Linked DNA regions of Mus musculus: region 2 is linked to region 1. The links are chromatin loops, found by intact Hi-C in ENCODE. Cell type or tissue: left cerebral cortex. All regions are shown on one strand. Each heading gives the region's core, and the rest is flanking DNA. Links, peaks and the distances in the headings are about the cores only.

Evidence for each region. Peaks named below come from ENCODE experiments on the same cell type or tissue, not always from the same donor. Only the 100,000 strongest peaks of a DNase experiment are listed, where the experiment ranks them.
Region 2: it touches region 1 in a loop (2.1-fold over the local background); 8 of 42 quality-filtered maps call a loop at or near these places.

The regions. Positions count from the first base shown.
Region 1 is chr8:61,486,256-61,489,070 of GRCm38, forward strand. It overlaps Cbr4 (carbonyl reductase 4), which reads left to right and starts at 1,479. Exons shown (of 5, transcript NM_145595.2): 1 at 1,479-1,735. The coding sequence starts at 1,594. In left cerebral cortex, for the core only: a CTCF peak has its summit at 1,727; DNase peaks (open chromatin) are centred at 1,477 and 1,692; H3K4me3 peaks cover 1,100 bases; H3K27ac peaks cover 1,033 bases.
Region 2 is chr8:61,373,193-61,376,007 of GRCm38, forward strand. It overlaps Sh3rf1 (SH3 domain containing ring finger 1), which reads left to right. Exons shown (of 12, transcript NM_021506.2): 10 at 817-1,175. Among named protein-coding and RNA genes, the nearest start is that of 5730405A17Rik, 54 kb to the right of the region's middle. In left cerebral cortex, for the core only: a CTCF peak has its summit at 1,422; a DNase peak (open chromatin) is centred at 315.

The DNA.
Region 1 (2,815 bases), core at 299-2,798:
TTGGTCACCAAGTATTGACAGGCTTAGCTTCATGGGGTGGGCCTTAAATCCAGTCATGGTTTTTGCATAAACATTGTTTATGTAACCAACAACTATTGCATGGGCATGTCACATTCAGGGCAGATTGTCATTGTAGATCTAGGGGTGTTTAGTTGAGTTGGTATTTACCTTTCTTCTCTGACAACCAACATATTTGAAGATTGTCTCCAATACCCAGTGGAACACACACACACACACACACACACACACACTCACACCACTAGCTAGACTTGATGGGTTAAAAATATGTATGGCTTTGTTTTATTACAATGAAAAACTTCATAAAACATTGGAACATGGGATTTGTAGCAACATAAATCTGGTCATTCATGTTTTGCTTAATAAACTATATAGTATTCTCTTTAAGGTAAAAAAAAAAGAAAAAGAAAAACTTTAAAATTAATGTGCAACTTTTCTGGTAGGTCCCCACCCCTCCCCAATTTAGAAATCAATACTCAGACCCGGCTTTGCCAGCTTGCTGTGCCTTCAGTCCTCACTGGCCTTTTGATTTCTGGTGTTAATACAACTTTGTACTTTAATAAACAATTTAGCCCATTAGAGTTTTATGTGAGTTAGTCCTGTTGCTCCAGAATTCTCCCTACCTCCAATAGGGACTATGGTCTACTTTTTTATTTAGTACACTAATATTCTGTCAAGAAATGTTCTCTTTACACTAGAATGCTAACAAATCATGCCATTTATTTATTTATTTATTTATTTATTTATTTATTTATTTATTATCTGTTTATTTGGGAGGCATGGTTGAGACAGAGTTCTCTGTGCAGCCCTGGCTGTCCTGGAACTCTAGACCAATCTGGTCTTCAACTCAAGAGATTTACCTGCCTCTGCCTCCTTAGTGTGGGATTAAAAGCATGCACCACCATGCCCAGCTAACTTTTTCTTAAAAAAAAAAAAAAAAGCACTCAGGATATCTTATTTAGGAGTATAGGAACCCAATATTGCCAATAATGACCTAAGCTTGCTCTTTAATCTTTACTCTATTCTGATCAGTCGAAGAGCGTGGAGGCCCATACCTGTAGATGCCAGCAGCTCTGTGGAGGCTGAGGGAGGAGAATCATAGAGAATCTGAGGCCAGCCTGGGTAACATAGCAGGTCTTTTCCTCAAAAAGAGGAGTACAAGCATTTATTGAATCCCTCTACACAGTGTTCTTTCTTTGTTGCTGTCTTTGAGACAAGATCTCACTCTCTAGACCAGGCTGGCCTTGAACAGTGATGAGTGAACAGGCCTGAGCCACCACACACGGCTTGTGCTCTTTGACAGGACATTTACCCTCATAGAACTAACCAGGCTTGGGAATAGGCATCCAGCAGCAGTTACTAAAATGCTCACAAGTGCAAGAGAGTAAGGACTACAAGTCCCAGAATGCAATGCAACCCTCGAAGAGTCCGTGTGCACTGACGTCTAATCCTCGCGCCTTGTTTTGTGGCCTGGGTTGTCTGTTGAAAGGAGAGCATACTGGTTTTGTCAGTAGCTGTGTCTTTTATTACAAGTTCTGAGTCTCAGGGATCCATCTTGCTGGTCCGCGGTCCAAGATGGACAAAGTCTGTGCGGTTTTTGGAGGCTCCCGGGGGATCGGCAGGGCGGTAGCCCAGCTAATGGCCCAGAAGGGTTACCGTCTGGCGATCGTCTCCAGAAACCTGGAAGTGGCCAAAGTCACCGCCGGCGAGCTCGGCGGTATGTACCGGAAGTGTCCTCGCCGTGCGACCAAGGTGCAAGTCCTTGAGTTCCAGTCCACGGGCCCTGCCCATGTACCCGGGTTTGCGCCCCAGATCGCTCGTGCCCCATGACCAAACACTCACAGGGGCTCTCGCCTACTCCAGGCAGATTCTAAGGACCCCTGACAAGTAGTTGCCTTCCCCGCGGCCAGTGCTGATATTGAGAGCTGCCTTGCTCTGGCCTCTGGGAGGAGAGAATGGACGCGATTATACTGAAAGTAGAGAAGTCAGATACAAATGGCTAGATTGCATTTTGCTGAGAGCTCTTGCCCTTTGCGAAGGCACCCGACAGTATTTCAAAGAGAAACTCTTGATAAGTCAGGGTTGCTTCTCCAAGCCCATCAATGACTTTAGTAAGTTACTAATTTGTTTTCCCAGGCCCTTTGATTGTATTCCTATTCCAGCCCCCCCCCCCCCAACCCCAGGTTATTAACGGATTAGTCATTGCATTGCAAGTTTAAGTCTCGTTTGGAGAAGACAACTTGAAGAATGGAGAAAAATACATGTCACTATCAGGAAAGCATTGGGTATCTTGTAGGTCTAAGAGTGTCTGGTGCCGACTATATTTCTTTACTTATGTGGAAATAGCCTTGATATGTAACTCACACTGGCTTTGAACTTGTGGATCTCGTGTCTCAGCTTCCCAGTTGCTGAGATCTCCTTACTGTGATGGGACGGTGATGTCTTTAGTACAGAGTACACTCTGAACCTGCGGTGTGGTATCCAGCTTTCTCGGACATAGGGTCTCACTACGCAGCCTAGGTTTCCCTTGGATCAGGAGCTGGTCTCTGCCTCCTCCGTGCTGGGAACACAGGGGAACACATCTGTTCACCTTGGGTGTGAACACGAGCCTCAACACCTAGCCAGTCAGCATTGCTTCCAGTTTGCTAGATACTCCACCTTGCCCTGTGGTACTAGTTACCTGTTCTTCGGCTCTCCATCATATAGTTGGTTCATCTTGATGTATCCCTATCATAAATTGAGGAGCATATATATTAATATGGTAGCTTATCAGATAGGGAATATGTTTACTTTGAAG
Region 2 (2,815 bases), core at 120-2,619, 110 kb before region 1:
CATAATCTAGTCACCCCTCAGGACCACCAGTCAGCTTCCAACCAAGCCTTTAACACATGAAGCCTTTCAAGGGACGTCGTATGTCTAAACCATAACGGGCATTCTATAACTCTCTTCTTGGGCTAAGTGCACCCTGCACATTCGTTCAAATCCAAGAGACCTGAGGTATCAGAAGAATGTGTTTGGGGACTTGAAACATGACTTCTGCAGTCAAGGTCCTGCCTCCGGTCTCACTTTTCCTAGCTGTGTGACTATTGCGTGATTCTCGGCTAAGCAGCATGCTGGTTATTTTTTGACGAATTTAGTCACAGGTCTATTTTAGACTCGATGGGAAGTCAAGTGCCTTTCTTAACTCTGCAGCAGCATTAGAAACCTACCAAGAGTCTTGGGTGACAACAGTGGAGTAAAATGAATGCAAGCGATTTCTATCTGAACGATTGTGAAGAAAAGTAGGTACTCAAAGAGAGAGGAGAGAGAAAAATGTATCATGGGTAAAGGACTTAAGACCGCCGTGGCTTGTTGCCATGGCGAGCCATCAGAAACTGGCCCTGTGTTTCTAATGCTGTGGGAAGTTATTATTCATAACCAAAAGGCTTTGGGGAATGATGACAGCATATCTTCCAAGTCTTCAGTAGCCTCAGCTGTAGCATCCAGAGATCCAGGGAGGAGTTAAGTGTGTTAAGCTATCCTACACCTGTTCTTTATTGCAATAAATGGCAGTAGCTGCCTCTCATTATGGTCTACCACGGTGAGATGGCTCACATTTTGGTAAGAGTGTTTACTAAGCCACTGAGTGTTCCCTCCTGTCACCCTCAGTTGCAGCACATAGCCAGGAACGCCCCACGGCAGCAGTGACTCCCATCCAGGTCCAGAATGCCGCCTGCCTCGGTCCTGCATCCGTGGGCCTGCCCCATCATTCTCTGGCCTCCCAACCTCTGCCTCCAATGGCGGGTCCTGCTGCCCACGGTGCTGCCGTCAGCATCAGTCGAACCAATGCCCCCATGGCCTGCGCTGCAGGGGCTTCTCTGGCCTCCCCAAATATGACCAGTGCCGTGTTGGAGACAGAGCCCAGTGGTCGCACAGTGACCATCCTCCCTGGACTCCCCACATCTCCAGAGAGTGCTGCATCAGCGTGTGGGAACAGTTCAGCTGGGAAACCAGACAAGGACAGTAAGGTGAGAGCCCCTCCTTCTCCTCTCTGTTACTCCCTGACTTTTTTTTTTTTGCCAGTGAAAGGACTCATTGTTCCACGGGCCCTTCGGGTTCTTACCATGGGTAAGTTCGTGTGCCACATGCCAGGAATATGGTGGTGCAGAAACCTGGGCACTGCCCCAGTCTGATGTCTCAGTCTTATGCTTTTCTTCATTTTTGAATACCCTTGGATTATCAGGCCCCCTACTGGGTAATAAGGAGACCACAGTGAGTAGGACTCAATCGACCTCAGCTCGCAGCCTTCCAAACCTAAAGGAGGAATTTTGTCCCTTCAAGTAACTTACTCTTTTATTATTTTGCTGTCCTCAAATTTTCATGTCCAGTGTTCTTGCTATTTGACAATTCCTCTTTTAAATGTTTTTTGACGGGTGAGAGGTTGGAAACTGTCCATCAAAAATGCTATTCTCAGGGTTAGAGAAGTGGCTCAGAAGTTAACAGTATAGAGCCTTACTGCACTCATACGGGACCCAAGATCACACCCAGTGCTCACAACTGCTTGTAATGCCAGTTCCAGGGTATCTCATACACACACACACACACACACACACACACCTAGAAGATAAAAAAAACAAATTTTTAAAAAGTTACTTGTATAGCACTTTCAACCACAGATCAGCAGGGTCCCTTGAGAGAGAGCGCCTGAAATATAGGGGAGGCCTCATCTTTCCTTTGGGACTTGACTTTAAATATATAGAGTAGGAAGCCATTTTGAAAGATGTCGATGTGCCTAGGCTTGGCGACAGGTGGTTGATGCCGAGAATACAGTTGATAGAGATTAAGCGTGGATAAAGTCTGGATGGTTGTACCTCAGCTTTGACAGTTTGCTCAGTATCCCGTGTGTTTCCCATAAAGCTGTGGCCCAGGGCTCTAAGCCACCTGGCTTCGGTGGTAATGTATGTCGCTCTACTTAAATGGCTGGAGAAGCCTGTAAATACAACTTTATAAGGAAATAAACTTCAGAGCCTGCTGACAAGTTAGTATTTGATTAACTATTAACATTAACTTTAAAAACGAATGGTATCTGCTTCAGTGTTTATCATTAACTATGTTAAACTTGTACTCAGATGGACAAGTGTGACTTTGTGTTTTCAAAGAATAATCTTAATAGTTTGAAATGTTCGGGCTTGGGCAGTGTCCTCGGTCACTTAGAACAGTGCTCTTCAGTTCGCTAAGGGGATGCACTGACAGGTACTGGTGGTGAGCTGAATAAGGGCCCTTAAAGATGTCCTCCTCCTGACCCCAGCCCCACACTTCCTGCTTCCTTGCTAGCATCAAGGACTGTGAAGATGAGGACTTACCCTTTTGGGTGGACCCAGTGTTGAATCTGGGAATCTTCCTGAAAGGGGACAAGATGGAGATCGGTAGCTCACAGGTGGAATCACAGCCATGGGACGCAGAAGGCCAAGAAAGAGAGGCCAGAGGCAGGCTCTCCCCTCTCCACGTTCACATGGAAGGTCTCCCTACAACACTTTGATTTTAGGATCTGGGTTCTTCTTCTCACAAAGTTTGAGGTAACTTCTTTTGGTGGCCACTTGTATATGACATTGTCATCCCCTTGACTGTCCATTGGTGAAAAAGGGCCTCTGTCTGCTTTTAGGACATG